3 separate regions of the Homo sapiens genome follow, and all the other regions are linked to region 1. A link is an interaction called in ENCODE POLR2A ChIA-PET data of the cell type or tissue named here. Cell type or tissue: MCF 10A. All regions are shown on one strand. Links, peaks and the distances in the headings refer to the core of each region. The heading gives the core; the rest is flanking DNA.

The links. Peaks named below come from ENCODE experiments on the same cell type or tissue, not always from the same donor. Only the 100,000 strongest peaks of a DNase experiment are listed, where the experiment ranks them.
Region 2: POLR2A ChIA-PET joins it to region 1 with 5 read pairs; 1 of 35 experiments calls an interaction of 5 or more read pairs at or near these places.
Region 3: POLR2A ChIA-PET joins it to region 1 with 6 read pairs; 2 of 35 experiments call an interaction of 5 or more read pairs at or near these places.

What each region holds. Positions count from the first base shown.
Region 1 is chr6:78,806,366-78,814,432 of GRCh38, forward strand. No RefSeq gene overlaps it. Among named protein-coding and RNA genes, the nearest start is that of IRAK1BP1, 57 kb to the right of the region's middle. In MCF 10A, for the core only: a CTCF peak has its summit at 3,996; DNase peaks (open chromatin) are centred at 3,996 and 4,576.
Region 2 is chr6:78,594,480-78,602,546 of GRCh38, forward strand. No RefSeq gene overlaps it. Among named protein-coding and RNA genes, the nearest start is that of MIR10524, 59 kb to the left of the region's middle. In MCF 10A, for the core only: no CTCF peak of the experiment used is centred there; a DNase peak (open chromatin) is centred at 4,692.
Region 3 is chr6:78,878,431-78,886,497 of GRCh38, forward strand. It overlaps IRAK1BP1 (interleukin 1 receptor associated kinase 1 binding protein 1), which reads left to right. Exons shown (of 4, transcript NM_001010844.4): 2 at 6,948-7,013. Among named protein-coding and RNA genes, the nearest start is that of IRAK1BP1, 15 kb to the left of the region's middle. In MCF 10A, for the core only: no CTCF peak of the experiment used is centred there; no DNase peak of the experiment used is centred there.

The sequences.
Region 1 (8,067 bases), core at 2,315-6,314:
GCTTTATTTCATTAAGTTGATCTTCAATCTCTGATATCCTCTCTTCCAGTTGATCAATTCAGCTATTGATATTTGTGTATGTTTCATGAAGTACTCATGCTGTGTTTTTCAGCTCCATCACGTCATTCATGTTCTTCTCTAAACTGTTTATTCTAGTTAGCAATTCCTCTAACCTTTTTTCAAGGTTCTTAGCTTCCTTGCATTGGGTTAAAACATGACCCTTTAGCTCGGAGGAGTTTGTTATTACCCACCTTCTGAAGCCTACTTCTGTCAATGTGTCAAACTCATTCTTCATCCAGTTTTGTTCCCTTGCTGGCAAGCAGTTGTGATCCTTTGGAGGAGAAGACGCCTTCTGGTTTTTGGAATTTTCAGCCTTTTTGTGCTGGTTTCTCCCCATCTTCATGGATTTATCTACCTTTGGTCTTTGATGTTGGTGACCTTCAGATGGGGTCTCTGAGTGGACATCCTTTTTGTTGATGTTGGTAATATCCCTTTCTGTTTGTTAATTTTCCTTCTAACAGTCAGCCCCCTCTGCTGCAGGTCTGCTGGTGTTTGCTGGAGGTCCACTCCAGACCCTGCTTGTCTGGGTATCACCAGCGGAGGCTGCACAACAACAAACATTGCTGCCTGTTTCTTCCTCTGGAAGCTTCATCCCAGAGGGGCACTGGCCAGATGCCAGCCAGAGCTCTCCTGTATGAGGTGTCTGTTGGCCCCTACAGGAAGGTGTCTCCCAGTCAGGATAAATGGGGGTCAGGGACCCACTGGAGGAGGCAGTCTGACCCTTAGTAGAGCTTGAACACTATGCTGGGAGATCTGTTGCTCTCTTCAGAGCCATCAGGTAGGGACGTTTACGTCTGCTGAAGCTGTGCCCATAGACACCCCTTCCCCAAGGTGCTCTGTCCCAGAGAGATGGGGGTTTATATATAAGCCCCTCACTGGGGCTGCTTCCTTTTTTTCAGAGATGCCCTGCCCAAAGAGGAGGAATCTAGAGAGGCAGTCTGGCCACAGCAGCCTTGCTGAGCTGCAGTGGGCTTCTCCCAGTCTGAACTTCCTGGAGGCTTTGTTTACACTGTGAGGGTAAAACTGCCTACTCAAGCTTCAGCAATGGTGGGTGCCCCCTCCGCCACACCAAGCTCGACCAACCCAGTTCGACCTCAGACTTCTATGCTGGGAGCAAGAATTTCAAGCCAGTGGATCTTAGCTTGCTGGGCTCCCTGGGGGGGGGGGGGAACCACCGAGCCAGACCACTTGGCTCCCTGACTTCAGCCCCCTTTCCAGGAGAGTGAATGGTTCTGTCTCCCTGGTGTTCCAGGCACCACTGGGGTATGGAAAAAAAAATTCTGCAACTAGTTTGGTGTCTGCCCAAATGGCCGCCCAGTTTTGTGCTTGAAACCCAGAGCCCTGGCAGCATAGGCACTGGAGGGAATCTCCTGGCCTGCGGGTTGTGAAGACGGAAAAGTGCAGTATCTGGGCCAGAGTGCACTGTTCCTCATGGCACAGTCCCTCACGGCTTCCCTTGGGTAGGGTAGAGAATTCCCTGACCCCTTGCACTTCCTGGGTGAGGCAATGCCCCACCCTGCTTCAGCTCGCCATCCGTGGGCTGCACCCACTGTCCAACCAGTCCCAATGAGATGAACTGGGTACCTCAGTTGGAAATGCAGAAATCACCTGTCTTCTGCATCAATCTTGCTGGGAGCTGCAGACCGGAGCTGTTCCTATTCGGTCATCTTGCCAGCAGATCCCTGGATGGGTTATTTTTTTATTTTATCCTATTTTATAACCTTGGGTGTTTGACTGTGGTATAAGGCAGGTTCCGTTGACTGGCTTTGTTTCTGGAAGATTTTATGGGGCCAAGGTTCAGCTTGGAACTCCGCAACTGGGGAACTGGTATCTGGCCCAGCTTTGTTCCCTGGCTTTTCAAGGTTAGGAACCTGCTGTACTGAAGGGGCCAAGGTGCTCATAGACCACTGGTCACAACACTCTGATAAGTGTTGCCAGCTAAAGCACTTCATAGGATGGGAGCAGTGAGCTATATCCTCATTTGCACATGCCAGCAGCCGCAGCAGCACAGCTGAGTTCATGCTCATAGGCTACAGTAGGGTGCTAGCAGGTGCTGGGTTACCAGCTTCTGCACAGGTGTTCACTGCAGCTGCAGAGGCAGCACAGTACAGGCGTATGGGGGGCCCCACTGATGTCTGTGCATGCATTCACACTGGTGGTGGTGTTAGCATAGGGGTGGGGAACTGATGGGCACAGGATTGTGTGCACCTCCTGTGCACATTCACATGAGCAGCAGTGGCTGGCAGCTCAGAGTAGGGGCAGGTCTGCTGTTCTCTGCCTAGTTTCACCCAGGTGCAGTGTCAGGGCAGGGTTGTGGTGCTAGTGGTAGTGGGGTTGGCAGGTTCTGTACCCATCAAAACTCCCACAACAATGGCAGTCCAATGGGGTCACGGGGAGGCGTGCACTCACACCAGCACCAGTGGCATGGCAAGGTGTGTGCCCACACACACACACACACACACACACACAGGTTAGGAAGGGGATGTAAGGTTTGTCCACACACACACACACACATGCCAACAAAGCAATGTAGGGGTGGCTGTGGGTAAGTGCGTGCAGGCAAAGCAGCATGGAGAGGCTGCAGTGTGAGGTGTGAGTGGACAGGTACATGTCGATGGTTGCTACTCTGCTGGAGCTTTCTGTGGTCAGGCATGGTCTGCCAGCACGGGAGCTATAATGCAGGTGCCCAGGAGGTACCCCCTTGGGTACCCAAGGCTACAATGCAAGCAGGCACAGCCAAGCTGGGGCCCCAGGGGAGGCCAGTGTACCAAGGGGTACTCAGGTTGTACTGGCCCAATCTCATGGGCAAGATCATCCTGCAAAGTTCAGGTCTTACACTTCCCCTAGCACTAACGTCTCCTAGAGGAGCAAGTCAAGCCTAGGGAAATGGGCGCCCCTGGCTATGCTCCACTACAGATGCTCCTGCACCAAACCCTCTGGTCTTCACGCCAGCTGGAGTTGTGACCTTACCACTTCTCTATAAAGCTCTCCCTTCCAACTCAACTGTCCTGAGCAGGCAAACAGGTTGCTCTTTGCCTGCTCAACTCACTCCTTTCCCAGTAGTCATTGAATGCCAGGAATGAGTCCCTGTAGCCCCATGCAGGGCTCCCAGATTCCTCCTTTTTCAGCCTAGCATCTGCATCTTCCCTCCATCCACTCTCAATGCCTTTCCTCTGAAGATCTGTTAGGAGTGTGCCAGTCTTAATGTTCCAGTCCCTCAGCGACAGATGTTCCTTCTAGCTGCATCTAGTTAGCCATCTTGCCTCCAATCTACATCAGTCTTTACACATCCTTTTAATTATTTTTTAAATTGCTGAGTTAAGAAGAATATGCACATTTTAAGTGTTTTATTGCATATTGTATATATAATTACATGTTATATATTTTATAGTGACCTCCCAAAAGATAGTATACTTCTAGCATTTTATTAGGATATTTGCTTCCCCACAACCTTCCCATAAGTGTGTTGTCATAAGTCTGAATATTTAGCTAGTTTGATAAGTATAGAATGATATCCCCTTATTTTGTCCACTAATCATAGTTTACCAACCCCTGCTCTAAGAGATTCAGAAATAGCACTTACGGAAAAAAAATTATTAGGCTGAAGGGGTACAGGAAATGAAGAACCAAGAATTTTGAAGAGGGTAGGGCTACCACTTTCTGTCAGAGGGGAAGAAACAACAGAGGGAACAGATCTGACCTGAAATATAAAAGTGGTCCAGCTAGGTAGGAAGACAGCTCCCTAAGTGTGTGTACAGAACTGCCAGTAAAACAGCCCCTAGGTGAGAGGGAGGAGTTGGTCTTGATGATCAGCTCCACTAGGCCATCTGCACACTGATCTACTGACTTTCACAATGAATAACAAGGAATGAGGACTGGAACCTGGAAGGGAAGCACCCTCCTGCCATCATCCCCTCAACAATGTCCCTCTAGCACCCTCTGTTGATAAAGCTTAGCATCAAGCCAGCTGGAGAAAGAGAAATCTTTACCAGGTTCAGCTCCAGTTTCACAAAGCAGTGCACAGAATGGTAGTTGGAGCTGAGAGACAATACATTAAAAACTGATATATAGGTGTCAGATTTTTCTGGTGATTCGGCTTCATTTAATGATATAAAGGAACAAAAACTTAGTATATCACTGTAATCTAAACATCAAGTCTTAGCAGAGTTTTTGACAGACTATGGTAAATGGAAGCTATAAATGACTCCAATCCTTCCTTCCTCTCTTTACCCATGTTTTTTGCCACATGCCTTTGCAGTTCTTCCCCCTAAAAAGGCAGGGTCCACCTCCTTACCTTTGGAATTTGGAAAGCTCTCCTGTTCTGGGCTGGTTTTGCAACTTGCTCAAGCCAATAAATGTTATCAGATGTGATGCAAGCAGAAGCCTGAAATTTTATTTATATGTCTCTGCCTACCTATTGCCCACGGCCATTGTCATGAAAACATGTCCAGTTTGGCCTACTGGAGGACATAAGACACATGGAGTGAAACCAAGTCATCCAATGTTGCAAGAATGACTAGATCAACCAACAGCCTGCTGGCACACAATCATGGAAGCAAGTCCAGCCAAGAACAGCAGAGCTGCCTAGCTGACAGATACATGAGCAAGCCCTGTCATGCCACGACTGGACTAGGGGAACTCCAGAGTATAAGCTGAATAAATGCTTATTGTTGTATACTACAGAGATGTTTTGTTTATTATGCAGCATTATAATAACAACACTAATCCGTGTAACTAATACACTTTCCTTCTATATATTAATAGACGAGAGCAACATGATTTGTATACCACACAGGTTTATGAGTAGTAGATGTTTTACTATGAAAACTCAGATTCCTTCTTGTTTTCCCACATTAAAAATACACAACCTAAGCTTCTAAGTAATGGTTAGCTATACTGTAAGTCAGGGTGAAAGCTTTTCCCAGGACCATCTTTGGAGTTGCTAGACATGAGCATGAGTAAACTGCTACTGAATCTGTTAAGGCATAAAAGAGGACCTTAGCATTTGCAGACTAGAGGAGTGGTTTCTTTCACCCTTAATACCTCCAGTTTAGAAGTCCTCAGCACATGCATAGAGACGTCCAAACTTACCTACATCAGCACTTTAGCCCACCACCATCTACTCTATCTAAAAAGGTCCACCACAACACAAAATCTACATAAGCGCAAAACATAAAAGCTTTTCTTCAGCCCACTTCTACTTCTACTAGGCCATTCCAGGAATCCTACTCTGAATAAAGGCATCTTCCTTATAAGGTACTCAAGATCCCCATGCCATACCCTGGCAGCCTCCTGTAGCCTGCTATCCTTCATCTTTCTCCCAACCCTGACTTATCTCTATCCTACCATATATCAAACCTGCTCTCAGCTGTGAGCTTCCATGAAACTCACATTCACTGAGATTACAGTGACTGATAACTGAGGAGCAATTGAAGCTTACCAAGGGGAGGGTTTAAGTGTAAAAGATAGAATGGCAGACATCAGTAGTTGAATAGGAAGGAAGGTGGGGAGCACAGCCGGAGGCAGGGCCAACTTCATGGGTGGGAGACATGTATAGTCAAACAGTGCCCTGCACCTATAAGAATCCCCCACTTGGTTTAATGTTCTGCTGCTGCCATCATGAAACTTTCAATAATCTTTGAACAAGGGATTCTGCATTTTCATTTGTATTCGGCCCCACGGATCCTATAGCTGGGTTTGTCCAGAGGTAACAGATTGTTCTTCCAGATGTGTTCTGTTCTACAAAAGAGTGGGATTTTATGTATGGAAATAATTTTATCTACAAAGTCTTCTAGGTGTCAATGATCTAATAAGCTACTGCAGTCTAATCCTGACTTCTACTATTTTAAACCTCCATTTTTTTCTGCTTCCCCATAGTCATTTATATGCCAGTGCATACACCCTTTAAAAAGCGTTGAAAAAGATATTGGTAAGCGTCTGAAAATGATCTGTGAGAGGACTGTTTTGATTTCCCCAAAAATAGAACAAATTTACTATTAATAACCCAGGATCATGTTAAACGTACTGCTGGGACTGCCATATAAACCCTTATCTCTCTTGACTTCATTCCACTTTCCGTTCACGGCAGGGAAAATGGAGATCTAAAATGCAATTTTTCCCTAGAGGTAACATTTTATGTACTATTTATTAAACCTATATTGTGTGTCAGGTATCTTAAAAAAACCCATAAAAATGACCTCTTTCTAAAAAGCCTTTTCAATTACCTCTCAACATAATACCTTTGTAACTCTTCCAGATGTTACAAAGCCCAAGGACCAGAGTTTCCTAGAAGTGTCATTATTGCTGCCAGGCAACAATGAATCTGCTTACTGAATTTTTCCCTAGCCTTCCCTTGTTGCACTATATTTTACATCCTTCCCTTGTGGAACATCCCCCACAGTCCATCCACCTCCCATCAATACAAGGGAGAAAATCCCAGCCCTTGGATTTTGTTTCCCTTTACTAACAAATGAATGAGGTTGACTGCCTACCTGTTTAATACAGTGACACAGAAACTCCCATTCGTCTCTAAATATTTCCACCACCAACCTGCTAAAAGAGTTTAAAAATCCAATCTCTAGAGTCATCCTTTGTATTAATAATTATTACTGAAATGATTATTTTAAAGTGTAATGGATACTTGGAAGAGGCAATACAATCTATATAATACTGAGCAGAAAATAATTAAATACTAACATCTCTTCCATTCTTCTTAGAGCTTCTGTAAGATATGCAGAAGAAGTCAATGATGTCAGAGATGTTATCTTCTTGCTACAAATTGAGTGATCACATACTCAACGTATACACTAAGCAGGAAGGAACCCATTCCACCAGGAAGAACTTAGTCAATCTTCCTACTGATATAGCCCATGCAGGTCCTAAGTGTAGCAAACAATGCAAATCATGGTAGAGAACAGAAAATGCAACCAGTAGTGAGAGAAAGAAGAATCAAGACAAACAGAACTTGGGCTACAGAGAAAACACAATGGCCAAGGAATCCATAAAACCTATTTCTTTTACAGGGAATTTGGCTGCCTGAACTCCTCAGACTATATAAAAAAGGAGCAAACCCTTTTTTAAGCATGACATTCGATCATTAACAGGATCATAGTCTGAGAGCTGGATGCAAATAAAGGACTCTATAATGAGAAAACAACAATTACTGCAAGTATCACAGAGCAAAATATTATGATAATAAAAGAATAACTGAGACAACACAAGGAGATATAAACAATAGGTCAGAACAGAGATTGTTCCTTGGATCACGCCTATCTGGGATAAACTTTTACAAAGTTTTATTTTTATTTTTTTAAATTGGCTGGGCACAGTGGCTCACGCCTGTAATCCCAGCAGTTTGGGAGGCTGAAGTGGTTGGATCAGCTGAGGTCAGGAGTTTGAGACCAGCCTGATCAACATGGAGAAACCCCATCTCTACTAAAATTACAAAATTAGCCAGGCGTGGTGGCACATGCCTGTAATCCCAGCTACTCCAAAGACTGAGGCAGGAGAATCGCTTGAACCCAGGAGGCAGAGGCTGCGGTGAGCCGAGATCATGCCATTGCACTCCAGCCTGGGCAACAACAGTGAAATTCCATCTAAAAATAATAATAATCATGCATATCAAATTGAGCTTAAAATAATGTTTAGCACTCATTCCAGAGTCTGAGTGTAGTCACTATACAAACTTTGGTCTTCATAAAGCTCTCAGTTTAAAAATTCCAACAAATCTTTAGTATTAAACACAGTATAAATACAGACCTGTATATCATGGGAAGTCATTCCAAAAGAGAACAGAAAAGAAAAATGTAAACTGCATCCCTAACCACAATATGAGAAAGAAATGACAAGTTCAGCAAAAGGCAAATATGGAGTGTGGTAAGCTTTTAAGAAAAATTTGTGCCTGCAAGCCCAAACAAAACTGGAAAATATCAGTAGTTCAAAAAGTTATTGGCATACCTAGAAAGCACAACTATTCATTCTATCAGGACAACTGAAATATGCCCTGCA
Region 2 (8,067 bases), core at 2,305-6,304, 210 kb before region 1:
AACAAACTACCACTGAGTAAATATTGATTTTACCATAAAATGTGAGATAAATATATCATAAGGAAGATCTAGGAAAAAATGTGGGTGTTTAGGAATGAACTTAGCGGAATCCTTATCTTACATAACAAAGTCGACATATAATCTCTAATTGGGAAAATCAATAAGTGGTAGTATAGCATATTGTTCTCAAACATGAAGACAAAATCCAGAAAAATTAATAGCTAAATAAGTTGAAGGCGGTCACTTCTAGTGAAAAGAATATTGGGTGAGAAAGAATGATTGGCAAGTATTGTTTTGTGTTAAAACCTGTGGTACTAGTTGACTTTTAAGCTATGTACACATATTACTACGTATATTCCATTAAATGGCATCATAATGTGTTAAGCAAAGTCCAAAGTCCCCATAGACATTTCATTTAGCTTTGTGCATTTCTTCAAGTACTTCCTGAAGATAAATTCCTAGATTTTGAATTATGATATCATGGGAACACATATTTAAGATTTTTTATACCTATTGCCAAAATGTCTTCCAGAATGTTTATTACAACATCCTCCATCAAAGTCACTGTATGAAAATGCTCACTTCCCCAGGGTTTCTACAAAACTCTTTAAATCTTTACCAGTGTTACATTAAAACAAAGCCAAAAAAAATTACTTTCTAAATTATATTTCACTAAGTATCAGTCTGGTAACCTTTCATATGTATGTTTCATTGTATGTATTTTTCTTATAAATGTCTATGTCATTTGCCCATTTATCTATTGAGCTATCTGTCTTTTTCTTATTAATTTGTAAGCACTCTCTGTACATTGACATAATCCTGTGTAGGTCACATAATTTCAAACTATGAAAACTTTTAGTTTGTCTTTTGTCATTTTAACTTTGTCTATGACATTTTTTCATACAGCTTTATGTTTATATTTCATGTTTAAGGCATTTTACTATATAGTTTATCTTTGCTTGGCACTATTCTCTTTTTATGATTCATGTCTTGAATGGGATTGTGTCTGTGTTGTTATAAATATTTTATATTCAGAACAAGAGCTTGAATCTAGTCTATTGTGAAGGATGAAAGAGAAGTATTTTATCAGGGAAGCCACTTATCAGATTTATGTTTTCTAAAAATCAATGTGGTTGTTTTGTTTAAAGCACCACAGATTCTTTCACATTTCTCCTACTAATGGGTGGGATCTATGTTCCTTCCTCTTGAATCTGGGCAGGCTTGTAACTGCTTCAACCAATATGGATTGACAGAAGTGATACTATTTCACTTTCAAAGCCCAAGGTCGTATATCTTCTACCTGGTTCTCTTTGGAGGCTCACTCTGGAATAAGCCAAATTCCACTTAAGGATTCCAATTACACCATTCTGGAGAAGTCTGTAGGTACATCTGTCAGCAGTTCAAACCTTCTAGTCATCTCTGCCAAGACACCAGACAGGTGAGTTAAGGAGCTTCTAGAGGATTTCAGTCTCCAGCCATTTGTCACCCCCAGCTGTTTAAATATCCCCAAATGAAACCTCACACACTGAGGAGTAGAGACAAGCCATCCCTACTATACCCCATCCCAGTTTCTGACTCCTAGAATCCATGAATATAATAAAATGATTGCTGTTTATGCTATTCACTTTGAGTGGTTTGTTCACAGCCATATCACTCTAGCAACAACACTGGCAATGAATTAGAAAAGGGAATGAAAAAGGAAGTCCAATTAGGAGGCACTTACAAGTGTCCAGAAGAGACACAGAGAAACCTGAAACAAGGTTGGAAGGAAAATGGGAAGAAATTGAGAGTTCAGAAGCTGAATTTGCAATATACACATATCGCAAAAATAGATTAGTATCAAAATATAACCTTGTAGACTGCTATATCAGAAAACTAAGCCACTTATCAGCCTAAGCCACTATCAAACATGAGTCCATAACTAATTTATAGAAAAATGAAGTAATTTTCTTCCCAAGTGTCACACTTTTTACAAATCATGCATTCTTCCACTACAACTTTAAAGCTTTTTCTTTTGTAACCAGAGGGTCACAGATAAGTCAGGGCTCACTGAGGGAGCTCAGGAGATAATAAAATCAAAGGAAACCTGGCTTGAATATGTGACAATGGCACACATTTTAGTCACAGAAATAACACATAAGCAGTCTTTTAATAAAGGAGCTAAAGGATTATTTTTCACCCTCTGAAAAGCAAATTATCTTAATTGGCTAAGATCAGAAGATATCAACAGGGTTCCAAAAGCAATATAATATTGGGCCTTTAAACTAGTCCAAATTGTCTTAGAAGTAAAAGAGACAGATGGAGTCCATCAGCTCTATTTGAAAACCAACAATAGCAAGGCCAGTTGTGTTACAGCAGGTGAAACTGTTTAATCATTACTTCCTAATTGGGATCCTTTGCTTTCTCTGGCTTGTTGGGAAGCAGACTAACAGGTGATTTTAACTGTTTGTCCTGACTCAATACTTTTGCTCTAGACTTTGTAACTTACCTGGGAGTTTCAAAGCCAAAGTGCCTATATGAGCAATCCATGTATTAAAGTACCCCAATTCTACACTGTAAGAGTTTACCCAGGGGCTAGTAGAGTTAGACAAATTAGAAGAGGTTTATCATGGTGAGGAAAAAGTGCATTTAGTTCACCGATATTATCTAGATGATGCCGATTTGTACACTTCCAAGAAATCTCAAAAGGCAACATTACCTTGATAAAGTCTAGTCTAGTCCTAAGTCTCACATGTAAGTAGACACAGAGATTATCAGAATTTCCAGGTTTGTTTTTTGAGACGGAGTCTCGCTCTGTTGCCCAGGATGGAATGCAGTGGCACAATCTTGGCTCACTGCAACCTCCACCTCCTGTGCAAGGGGAAGCCCTTCTTCCAAACTCCAAGAAACATGGAAACTCAAACTAATATTCAGAAAACAAAATGGTGACTATGAAATTAAAACGAAAATTGGTGTATTCACATGAGAATTTTTTTCTTCCAAGCTGTTATGCAAATTGATGAGCTAGACTCTTCCCACCACAGAAAATGCTAATCAAAGGATGAGATAGCTCGATGTTCACAAGCTAATGTATTTAATACCATAGGCTGAACTCTTTAAAGAGCCAGTAACACCCTTTCCCTTCACCTTTCCAGTTAAGAAGTCAATACAGAGGTTATGTAGGGTTCGAATTTTCACTTATTGCTGGATTGTGGACTTCAACATGGACTTGCAGCCATATTCAGTCTTCCCGTGCCTTCCCTTCAAGTCTAGCCCTTGAGCTGCCCTCATGGAGAGTTGGGTCTACAAAGCAAGATATCACCAAGCCAGCTGAAAGTGGACGTATTAGTCCGTTTTCATGCTGCTGATAAAGGCATACCCAGGACTGGGCAATTTACAAAGGAAAGAGGTTTAATGGAAAACTCACAGTTCCTTGTGGCTGGGGAAGCCTCACAATCATGGCAGACGGCACGGAGGAGCAAGTCACATCTCACGTGGATGGCAGCAAGCAAAAAGAGAGAGCTCATGCAGGCAAACTCCCGTTTATTTAAACCATCAGATCTCGTGAGACTCATTCACTATCACGAGAACAGCACAGGAAAGACACGCCCCCATAATTCAATCACCGCCCACTGGGTTACAATTCAAGATGAGATTTAGGTGGGAACACAGAGCAAAAGCTTATCAGTGGTGTTGCAGCTGTTGAACAATCTGTTTGCCAAGGAGCTTCCTGAGAGCTTCAAAAGCAGTGGTAGTTAAGGCCTGCCTCTTGAAGATAGTCCTGATCCAGGTGTACCAACCACATAAAAAAGACAGTCCACAAAGGTCTCAGTGATTTATGCTCAGTCCCTTTCATTAATATTGCCAATCATGTAATCCATTCTTTACCCCTTGAAAAGAAGGGAGGGTAGAAGTGGGGGTAGTGTAGAAGAAATAGTGGGAGCTCTGTTCCCAGTTCTTCTGAAGGAGCTGTTCTTGTTTTGTGAGTCTAAGTGAAAACATTACGTCAAAAAGAATATAGCTTTTTCTTTGCTCTCTGCTCTGTGGAGCCAGGCAGGGTAGGAAAAGGAGATTCCAGGGAGCTAAGAATTTAAAGCCAGAGTGACTGTCAACATTCCCATAGTGAAACGCAGCTCCCCTTCACTAGTCCTAAATGGTGCCCTATAGAACCCTGGAAGACCTTCCCGGGGGCACGTCACAACCTCACTGACGCAAAATGTCCTCTTTGGGACTACCAGAAGACACCATGTAGTAACCTTTGTAGGTAGATGGCTGCTGAGTCACTATAATGAACATCTAAAATTTAACATCTTCTCCTTTTACTTTGTATTACCAATGATTTATTTTTTATTCTTTTTAAAAAGAATACAATATAACTTGGAAAAGAATTGGCTAGATACAGCTCAGTGGACTTAAAACAATGTGCTATGTTTGAACAACATCAAATTATTTTTGAAAACCTTGCCAAGTGACTTCAATAAGATGAGAACTATTAACATGAACTTTTAAAACAGCAAATTTCAAACATTTTTTAGATGTTTTCTGCACTGGATGTTGTAGAGTACTATTTAGATCCTCCCTGAAGACCAAGGCATTCTTTTCCTCAGGTGCTAAGAATCTTGCCTACTGATGACTCACAGCTGAGTCCACCTACAGGCATTTCCCTTCACTGAAAAAAGTTGTTTCCCCCAATCCTGCACAAACTATGTCCCATCCTGGAAGGCAGCCAATATCCAATGACTGATCATTGTGGAATTAACACGTCCTAACTCTCTTGCCTTAATTTGGAAAACTCTTTAAGAATCAGCTCAGCACCAGGATTTCCTGTAGGATCAATTGTTGCCATAGCATTAAAATTCAACTTCTATTTTTTGCCCATCCTCATTGCTCTTGACTGCAGTAAATCATAGTTGTAGACTAAAGAACAGGTCCAATTCTTCTTGCCTTTTCTCTTTTTTTTTTTTTTTTTTTTTTTGAGACAGAGTCTTGCTCTGTTGCCCAGGCTGGAGTGTAGTGGTGCAATCCCGGCTCACTGCAACCTCTGCCTCCCGGGTTCAAGTGATTTTTTCTCCTGCTTCAGCCTCCGGAGTAGCTGGGATTACAGGCATCTGCCACCATGCCCAGCTAATTTTTGTATTTTATTAGAGATGGGGTTTTGCCATGTTGGCCAGGCTGATCTCAAACTCCTGTTTGCCCGGGAGCTGGCATAATTTCAAGTCATCTGTGAGACATTCAAGGGGAATCTTAAGTAAATAATCTATTACTTCCTAGGACTAGGCAAGTTTGGAACAACCCTAAAACCAATAGCACTCTTCCATCTAAAGAGGAAGTTCAGGTCCTGTAACCCTTCAACACTTACTGTCAAGGCTAAGATACAGTTGGTTCTCAGTACTAGTGTAAAGGGTTTTGGAGATAAATGTTCTTGCTTCTGTGTAGACTGTCTATATTTGAGAGATTCTCTCATGTCCCTCCCTTTAGGATTGCTTGGTGCTTTTTTCCATTCTGTCTTCTCTCACGTATATGGGGCAGAAGGATGAGCAAGAGCTCTCTACAACTTGTCAGGGCAAACACTGCCACTTTTAAAAAGCCAAACAAGGATGAGAATGAGATGCAGAGAAAAGAGGACATGGAGGGAATGCCTTACGCCAATTACTCTAGGTTTTATGGTATAGTATCCGCAAGAATAATATTAAGAAGACACGGTGAGGGTAAATTACTCTTCAAGACATTGTCAAGGAAATGAAGGCAGGAGGTGAGACAAGAAACAAGGTGTAGATGTTTTAAGTATAAAGGGCTTCTGAGCTGCTTTATTCCTAAAGATTACTCAAATTAGTTATTTTGCTGAAGGGCAGGCATCAGTAAGAAAAGACAGTTGCAAGGTGAGAAATCAGGAGAGAGTAACTGATAAACAACTTCCTTAAAAAGCCTACATGGAAATAGACCAAAAGCACAGGGAAAGATATCAACTTTAAAGTGGAAGAATATTTCATCCTCTGAGACAGGCAATAAAAAGAGGGAATGTAAAGAGGTAGAAAAATTAGGGGGCTAAGAAAATTGTGTATATTGAGAAATATACACAAATTTCTCAATAAAATCAGAATTGAATTTATCTGCTGAATGTGAGATAGGCCAAGGGAATGGTGGGGACATAAGAAATGTGGAAAAGCTGAGGTGCATTTGCCCTAAAGGAGATAATAGGGGTTAACCAAGGGACCAAATAAACAATTTACTAAACAATAGCAAGGATCTAGATAAGGTTAAAGAGCTTAAATTTGTGATGTATTCACTCAACATAATTCTGCGATCAAGGGCTGACTCCTTAAAAAAAATAAATTGAGATGGTGGTTGGGTGCCTAGATTTGGAGAGTGACCAGAAAGACAGCAAAAGGTTGGGGGATGGTGGGGCAGTTGGGAAGGTAGAGTACTAATGGGTGAGAGCGAATGCACAGTTGTATTAGATGACCAATGAAACCATGCTGAGTGAGATAGAATAGGAATAGAAGGGAAACAACGGCAAGAGCCAAGGAGCTGGATGTCATACTGAAGGTTACAGCAAGAGCCACAAGTAACTGGGAGAAGCAGTAGGCTGGGAAGCTTAAATCAGATGAGGACAATTAACTGAGAGCACTTTAGACAGGTTCCATTGCCAGACTGCAAGAGCTAGTTCCACCTTACTAAGTAAGGAGATGAAGTAAATAGAATTGTTGTGAGAGTCCGTATGTGAACACATATAAAGTAGTTAGGTCAGGGTCTGATATGTACTGTTCACTCAATAAATGTTAAGCTATCATTATATTCCAGAGTTTACCATTGTAGAAGTTCCATAATCAAAACAGGTGAAGCATTACTCAAACTGATAAGGCATAACTTCCAATGATGTATCATTTTGCTAATGGAGAGGTGTCATTGAGAATAGATGGCTTCACGCCATCAGGAAGCTGAGGTTTAGTGAAGGCAAAAGCCACTGTATGCATATAGAAACAATTTACATTCTATCTTCTGGAGCTCTACCCTCAGTGACTAGGAATGACAGGAAGAGGATATGTTGATATTTATAAATGGAGGCATATTTAGGTGGGAAAAAATTGTTTTTGCTTTTCAGATTGTTTTTGCATTTGGGTGCCTCAAAATCACAGTATTAACTATATCCACCTGACAAATGACACATGCAATTAGTTCCACCATGAAAACTTCCACATTTCTGAGGTGTCCTGCATCAATGCCAGAATGATCTCTTCTATGCACTGTTCTACCAGGTTTTAGGAGTGCTGCTTAAGTCCATTTACAAAACCTTGAAGCTCTCTTGTTTAAACTGAGATATGAGTCTGATGTGCTTCTTTATAACATGTTATGAGAATTCAATTTCAGTAATAGATTAAGACATATCTTGGACATATTTCACAAAATTAAAATGAAATTGATATACCAATTGAACTCATCAACTCAATATAACCATCATCTACACCTAAGGGCACACTAAATATCATTTCATGAGCAGGATGAAAAGAGAATTATTTCCAATCAGAATCTCACACAGTTTTAATGTGATTATATCCAGTTGACTAATTGTGTCATTTCCCTTTATGTTCATTCATTTAACAAATATTGATCTACTGTCTGTTATGTGTAAGGTACATTCTAGTGGCTGCGTGAAATAAGTGATACAAGTTGGGATAAAACTCCTACCTGGGAACTTGCCATCTGTGGGACAGACAGAAAAGTACATATATTAAAAACTAGAATAAAGGGCAGAATGTATACATGGAAGTACTAAAGAAGTAGCAATTGATCCTGACTGGGAAAATTTCATAGAGATAACATAAACAAGACAAACATTCATGAGGTAGAGATACTCCAGGCTAATGACTAACATGAGAATAGAAGGACTGTGTAGAGCAGTGACATGGGGAATATTTGAGTCTTTAGGTGGCTTTGCAAATACCTAGCCTGTTCAACAACCTCTGTGTTGACAAGCACTGTGTCAAATTCACATTTTTTCCTGAATTTTCTTTATTTTTATTTTTTAATTTTTATTTTTATTTTAAGTTGTGGGCTACATGTGCAGGATGTGCAGGTTTGTTACATAGG
Region 3 (8,067 bases), core at 2,305-6,304, 72 kb after region 1:
GGGTCCTGACTGTTAGAATGAAAACTAACAGAAAGGACATCCACAACAAAACCCCATCTGTACGTCACCATCATCAAAGACCAAAGGTAGATCAAACCACAAAGATGGGGAGAAACCAGAGCAGAAAAGCTGAAAATTCTAAAAATCAGAGTGCCTTTTCTCCTCCAAAGGAATGCAGCTCCTCGCCAGCAACAGAACAAAGCTGGACTGAGAATGACTTTGACAAGTTGAGAGAAGAAGGCTTCAGACGATCGGTAATAACAAACTTCTCCGACCTAAAAGAGGATGTTCAGACCCATTGCAAAGAAGCTAAAAACCTTGAAAAAAGATTAGATGAATGGCTAACTAGAATAAACGGCGTAGAGAAGACCTTAAATGACCTGATGGAGCTGAAAACCATGGCACAAGAACTACGTGACGCATGCACAAGCTTCAGTAGCCGATTAGATGAACTGGAAGAAAGGGTATCAGTGGTGGAAGATCAAATGAATGAAATGAAGTGAGAAGTTTACAGAAAAAAGAGTAAAAATAAACGAACAAAGCCTCCAAGAAATATGCGACTATGTGAAAAGACCAAATCTACGTCTGATTGGTGTACCTGAAAGTGACGGGGAGAATGGAACCAAGTTGGAAAACACTCTTCACGATATTATCCAGGAGAACTTCCCCAACCTAGCAAGGCTAGGTTGAGTTCTCACTCAAAGGTGGGAACTGAACAATGAGAACACTTGGACACAGGATGGGGAACATCACACACCAGGGCCTGTCTTGGGGTGGGGGTAGGGGGTAGGGATAGCATTAGGAGATACACCTAATGTAAATGACGAGTTAATGGGTGCAGCACACCAAAATGGCACATGTATACGTATGTAACAAACCTGCACGTTGTGCACATGTACTGTAGAACTTAAAGTATAATAATAAAAATTTTAAAAAAATAAAAAAATCACTGGGCTAAAGTAAATAAGTATTTTACTGGTTCTAAGATTGTTTTTCAGAGAGAAAAACAATAGAAGTGTAGAAGCAATTCGATAAAGAAAGGAGTCTTTTCAACAAATGTTGCTGCAACAGTCAAATGTCTGTATGCAAAAAAATGAACCTCCACACTCACCTCACACCTTATACAAAACTTTGTTCAAAATTGGTCAATATTGAGCATGTAGCATCTGTTGCCTGTTACCAGGATAGAAGTCCAAGCACTTCTGCCCACTGCATTTTGGTATGAGAGTCACCAAGAAAACACAATGCAGTCAAGCACTGGATGGAACAAACCTTACTTATGTAGAGAAAAGACAAGAGTGACATCAGAGTCAGTAGTACATGTCAGTCCCCCATGGCCAGCAACTGCTTCCCAGCAGCTAATGCAGGGGCAGTTGACCTACATGCACATCTCTTGTGCTGCAACAGAAGGACTCAGTCCCCTTCCTGCAGGGTACAGATATAGTAGTGAGGTTGGTCAGGTGTCATATGACATACAACCTTTAAGTAGAAGCAAAAAGTACATATTGAGTCTGAAATGGGGAAGGTATTCCCATACAAGGAAACAAGCCCAGCACAAGCTCTGAAAGATACTTTATCTCTTAGTAAGCAAGTGTTCCAGGGCCACAGCCCATTCCTGGGCAGTTGAGTGTAGATCAAAAGACTATAGCATGAGATTGCCTTTCCCAACAGTAAAACACAAAACTTCTAGAAAAAAAGAAAAGGAGAAAATCTATGTGACCTTGGGATTGAAGATGAGTTTTTAGATACAGAGGTTGAGTATCCCTTATCTGAAATGTTGGGACCAGAAATGTTTCAGATTTCAGATTTTTATTTTGGAATATTTGCATTATATACTTAATGATTGAATATCCCAAATCCAAAAATCTAAAATTCAAAATTCTCCAAAGAGCATTTTCTTTGAGCATCATGTTTGTGCTTAAAAACAAGTTTTGAATTTTTGAGCTTTTCGAATTTTGGATTTTCACATTTAGGATGCTCAACCTGTGTTACCAAAAAGCACAGTCCATGAAACAAACAAAAAGATAAATTGTATTTTATGACAATTAAAAACTCACTTTGTGAAAAACATTGTTAAGAAAATGAAAAGTCAATCTATAGACTGGGAGAAAATATTTGTAAATTACATAGCTGATAAAGGACTTGTATCTGTTAAGAAAATGAAAAGTCAGTCTATAGACTGGGAGAAAATATTTGTAAATTACATAGCTGATGAAGGACTTGTATCAAGAACATATATAGACCTCAATTCAGCAGTAACAAACAGCTCAATAAAAATGCACAAAAGATCTTAACAGACACTTCGCCAAGGAACTTATACAGATGGCAAATAGGCACATGAAAAGATACTCAACATTACTTGTCAATAGGGAAATGGAAAATAAAACCACAATGAAATACTGCTATGTACCTATTAGAATGGCTTAAATACAGTAACACTGATACCAAATGCTGGGAAGGATACAGAGCAACAGGAATTCTCGTTCATTGCTGGTGAGATTGCAAAATTATATGGCCACTTTGGAAGGTAGTCTTATAGTTTCTTATAAGTTAAATATAGACTTACCATAGAAGTCAGCATTCTAGGATAATTTGCCGAAGTGAATTGAAAACGTAAGTACATATAAGAATCTGTACACAAATGTTTATAGCAGCTTTATTCATAACTTCTAAAACTGGAAGCAGCCAAGATGTCTTTCAGCAGTGGCATGGATTAAAAAAATTGTGGTACATCCATGCAAAAGAATATTATTCAGCAATAAAAAGGAATGAGAATTGATTCACAAAACAATGTGAGTGAATTTAGCTGCATATTAGTCAGTGAAAGAAGCCAGACCCAAAAGCTTTGAATTTTATGATTCTATTCATATGATCTTCTGGAGAAAAGCAAAACTATGGGGAACGAAAACAGATTAGTGGTTAACAATCTGTTGGAGGGCAAAGTGGTTGACTAAAAGAGATGCACGGAGAAATTTTTAAGGTGAAAGAACTATTCTTTATGGTACTGGAGTGGTACATACATGACTTTATGCATTTGTCAAACCTCATAGAGCTGTAAATCACAAATAGTGAAGCTTGATGTATGTAAACTGGAGGAAAAAGGCATCAAAGAGCCTATCACAGGATCAATCCCAGGATAAAATTTATTCTCTTGACAAATGAACCCAGTTCTTACAAATGAGTGACATAACTGTGCTTAAGGTGATAGGGGCAGGGACTGTCCTAAATTACTGGAAAATGGTGTTTTGACTGGAAATTATAAGGATGAAGAATAAAGATACAAAAACTCCATGCTCTAGTTGGTAAATAAGTTTTCCAAAGGGGTATTTGTTAATAAGTCTGAAAGTGCTTTACATGTATATACTGGGGTTAAACAAATAAATAAGTGGATAGTGGATGGTGGGAGCCAGGTTTCTCACTATCAGAGAGGGAAGTTACAGATAAAAATGGAAGGTTAAAATGAATTCTGTGATTCAGGATTAGAGTTGAAAACATCAGTGTGAACTCATGTTTACCTTTGTATATTGTACAGGTGGAAAAATACAGAAAATTTTACATGTAAGTTAGTATCTGTGTGCGTATATATATGTCTATGCATATATATATGTAACCTAGCTCTGTCCACTGAGAGAGCCTAGAAGGAATGACACCCCAATAGCAGTGAGCAGTCTCAGCATTCAGATCTTGGTTCTACATAAATCTCAAAGAAAAGGTACTATGCTTCTTGGAGAAAGGGCTTATTCTAGGACTGGGGCAAGGAAACTGCATAAGCCTATAATATCTTGCAACAGAAAGTAAGAAAGTGCTCAAAAAGTAAAGGAAAGGGGTATGTCAAACAGATAAAGGAGCCAACCTGAAAGAAGTCCCAATGGCCAAAGCTAGAACAATTGAGCAACAAAAGAAATAAAGTAGTATTTATTGAGTGAGTGTGGGCTGCACTTAGTGACATGCTTCCAATTAATAAAGTATGGAAAGGGGAAAATAGTAACTTTACAGTGGAGGAAACTGGCAAACACTACTTTACCCAAGTGACCAGTATTAGTATTTGGAGTAGTGTCATGTGGATACCATGTACTGCCTGATGTGTTGTGATTAAAAAGGCATTTCACCTCTATGGTATTCTTTCCTAAAATTTATAACTCTAGTCTAATCATGAGAAAACATCAATGTCAAAATGAGGGACATTCTGCAAAATACATGACCAAAACTTTCAAGGTCATGAAAAACAAAGGAAGACTGAGAAACTATCAAGAGACCAGAGGAGACTAAGGAGACTTGATGAATTAATGCAATACAGTATCATGGATTTGATCCTGTGGTAGTAAAAAGGACATTTAATAGAAAAACTGGTGAAATCCAAATAAAGTTTGGAGTTTTGTTAATGGTAATCTACTAATGTTGGCTTTTTAGTTTAGACAGATGTACTATAATATTAACATCAGAGAAGTCTGAAAGTGAGGTAGATGGGACCTCTGTACTATCTTGGTAACTTCTCTGTAAATTTAAAATTATTTCAAAATTAAAAGTTTATTTTAAAAAGTTCAGGCCAAGTGTGATGTCTCATGCCTGTAATCCCAGCACTTTGAGAGTCTAAGGTGGAAGGATCACTTGAGGCCAGGAATTTGAGACCACCCTAGGCAAAATAGCAAGATCCTATCTCTACAAAAATTTTTTTAGAAAATCTGGGCATGGTGGTATGTGCCTGTTATCCTCCTAGCTACTCAGGAGGCTGAGGCAGAAAGATTGCTTGAGCTCAGGAGTTCAAGATTACGGTGAGCCATGCTTGTACCACTACACTGCAGCCTGGACAGCAAAGCAAGACCCTGTCAATCAGTAGTTAAGAACAAAATGTAGAATATAATTTTATTTATGAAAAAGTCTGTATATAGATCTAGATACATTTATATGCATTGATGGTTTATTAAAATGTTTACTAAAATATTAACAGTAATGGGGTTTGAGAATGTTATTACTTTTTGATTATTTTCTCTAGTATTAGATTTTCTTTGATTAGCATGTATTTTTATTTTAAAAACACTATTAAAAACAAAAATAGCAATAAAAGATACTTTTCTTTCCAATTACCTTTCATAAAATTATCTCTCTAATAATTTTTCAATCAGAAGTTTATCAAGTGAAGTGGGAGAAAAGTGAAAAATGAGACATGTTTTATGACATATGTTTACATGTCATAAAATATTAAATGACAAAAAAGTTTCATGTTAAGTGAAAAAGTGATTGCAAGCAATATATATAGTACAGACCCCTAATTCTTGCAGTCAGTCTTGGTCCAAAAATATTAAATGTAAAATTCCAGAAATAATCCATAAGTTTAAAATTGTACACCATTCTGAGTAGCGTGATGAAATCTCTGTGTCCTGCTCCGTCCCACCTGGGCATGTGAATCATACCTTGTTCAGTGTGTATCCGTACTGTATGTGCTACCTACCCATTAGTCACTTGTAGCTGTCTCGGTTATCAGAGCAGAAAAAAATGTTATATATAAGGTTGGATACTATCTATGGTTTCAGGTATCTGCTGGAGGTCTTGGAATTTATCCCCTGTAGATAAGGGAGAACTACTGTACTGTTTAAGGGAGAACTACCGTACTGTTTTGTACTTAACCTGTATTCTAAATTTTCCACAATGAGTAGGTATTACTTTCATAATAAAAATATTGTGTTAATATTTTCATGGGACTGACAGACATCAGAGTGATATTTGGAACTTGAGTCAAAAGCTTTTAACTTAGGTTAAAACTTTTAAGAATTTTTCTGGATAACATAAACTGCTTGTAATTAGTTTATATCTTAAAATTTAGATGCAACCATGTCTTCTTCAAATAACATAATTAAATTACTTGGCATAATCATATATTGATTTAACATATATTTTGAAAGGTACAAAAAAAATTACATAAAATATAAGTTTTGCTTGTCCCCAAAGAATGAGAGTAGCTGAAGATTTTAATCACTGAATTTAAAAACCCTTTTGGAAAGTAAATAAGAAATTCAACTTTTTTGTCAGTATTATATGCCTTGTATTTACCCTGAGAATATATAAATATTAGTACTTTTCTAAAACCAAACTGGCTCAGGTTAGATGTTTCAATAAATATTTATATCATAGTGGTATAGCATCCACTTTTGGTGAGTGCCTTCTCTATGCCAAATACTTGATATACAACTTCTCATTAAATCTGCACAATGATGCTATATGGTGTACGTGGTATTAACCTGATTTGATAAATGTGGAAACTAAGGCTCAAAAAATTTAGTAACTTGCCCAGAGTTGCACATGATAAGTATTTGGTAATTTTGTATTAAAATATTTGTAAATTAAATATTTTTTAAAACACTGACACTCAACATTAAGTATACTTTATGTGCAAACAATTGCTCATAGATATCACCCTAACTTCATACTTTCATTATAAGGTAATATAAACTAAGAAATAGTTTAAAATGGAATAAAAACAGCAAGTGGGAAATAGCAGTTAATTGCCACTAAATACAATTTTAGTACTGTCATCACCCAATGTGCAGGTGACACCTACAGGAGAGAAATTTCTTTTTAGATAAAAAGCAAATCAAGTCATAACATAAAGGATTTGAAATGCTTTTCAACATTCTTTTGTTTTGCAGTGCAATTTTACCGTATTGTGATAAATATTGTTTAAAAATGAAAACCATTCAACCTTTATACAAATTGAAAAGAATAAAACTATTTTCAAATTATAAAAGGAGTGACATTTATGAAATTTTAAGCAAAATCAATTTCTGAATTCATTTTATGTCACTTTTAGGAAAGTTTTAAAACATCAGGCAAAGTTCTTTTTGCATATTTTATGTTTTTCTGATTTTAATTAGTGTAGGTTTCTAATTTATGTTTTAGAGTAATTGCATCAAATATTTAGTAATCATACTCTTGGACTTTTTCTGTTTCAGGCAGAAAATATAACTGTGACAAAGGATTTTAGGAGAGTGGAAAATGCTTATCACATGGAAGCAGAGGTATGTACTTAACAAATAATTGGAAGCAGCATGATTTTGTGGAGACAGTCATTTTTATTCTTGAACTGAAATGAATGGTGAAAAATGCTTCTCATGATATTAATAGAAGATTATTTTTCTCAAAATCATCTTGGTGTTATATATCTATTTCGGCTTTTAAATAAACTTGAGATTTAAAAGAAAGTTTAAAATGGAATAAAAACAGCAAGTGGGAAATAGCAGTTAATTGCCACTAAATACAGTTTTAGTACTGTCATCACCTAATGTGCGGGTGACACTACAGGAGAGAAATTTCTTTTTAGATAAAAAGCAAATAAAGTCATAACATAAAGGATTTGAAATGCTTTTCAACATTCTTTTGTTTTTCAGTGCAATTTTACTGTATTGTGATAAATATTGTTTAAAAATGAAAACCATTCAACCTTTATACAAATTAAAAAGAATAAAACTATTTTCAGTACACTCAGTTAATGACAACATTTAGTTCCTGCAACTGCCTATGCTTTTTACTTATATTTAAAGATTTAATGGCCAGGATTTTGTGAAATCAGAGTATGTTCTAGTGGTGGTTAGGTTACAGGACTGCTGTTTCTGATTCCAAACATTTTGGAGTACGTGCCTAGTACGTGCCACCTCCTTGTAACAAGAAACGAAGAGTGGGTTTATATTGAAATCTTGTATATCAAATGAGAGAATCTTTGTCTTTTGAAGTAGAAAGTATCTCCATCACCCGTTTCTATCTTCAGGCAGATAATACATTATTTTTCTGACTTTAAAGGTGTGACTTTAGGTTCAAATCACTTAGGCCCAGATTTCTCAAAGGTCATATAACAAGAATTAGATAGAAATTAGAACCCTGGATTCTTATCTCTTGAGAAGCAACTTCCACAATATTCTGTTTGTTGCCCCAATGCTTCCTGTAATCATTTTGTGATTTCTCCACTTAAAATTTTACTATGTCAAGGAATTTTTAAATTACTCATTATGATTTTAGGGATCCACTTGGCAAAACTTATTTCGTAGTAGTAGGAACTGAAAAATACCTTTCAAAACA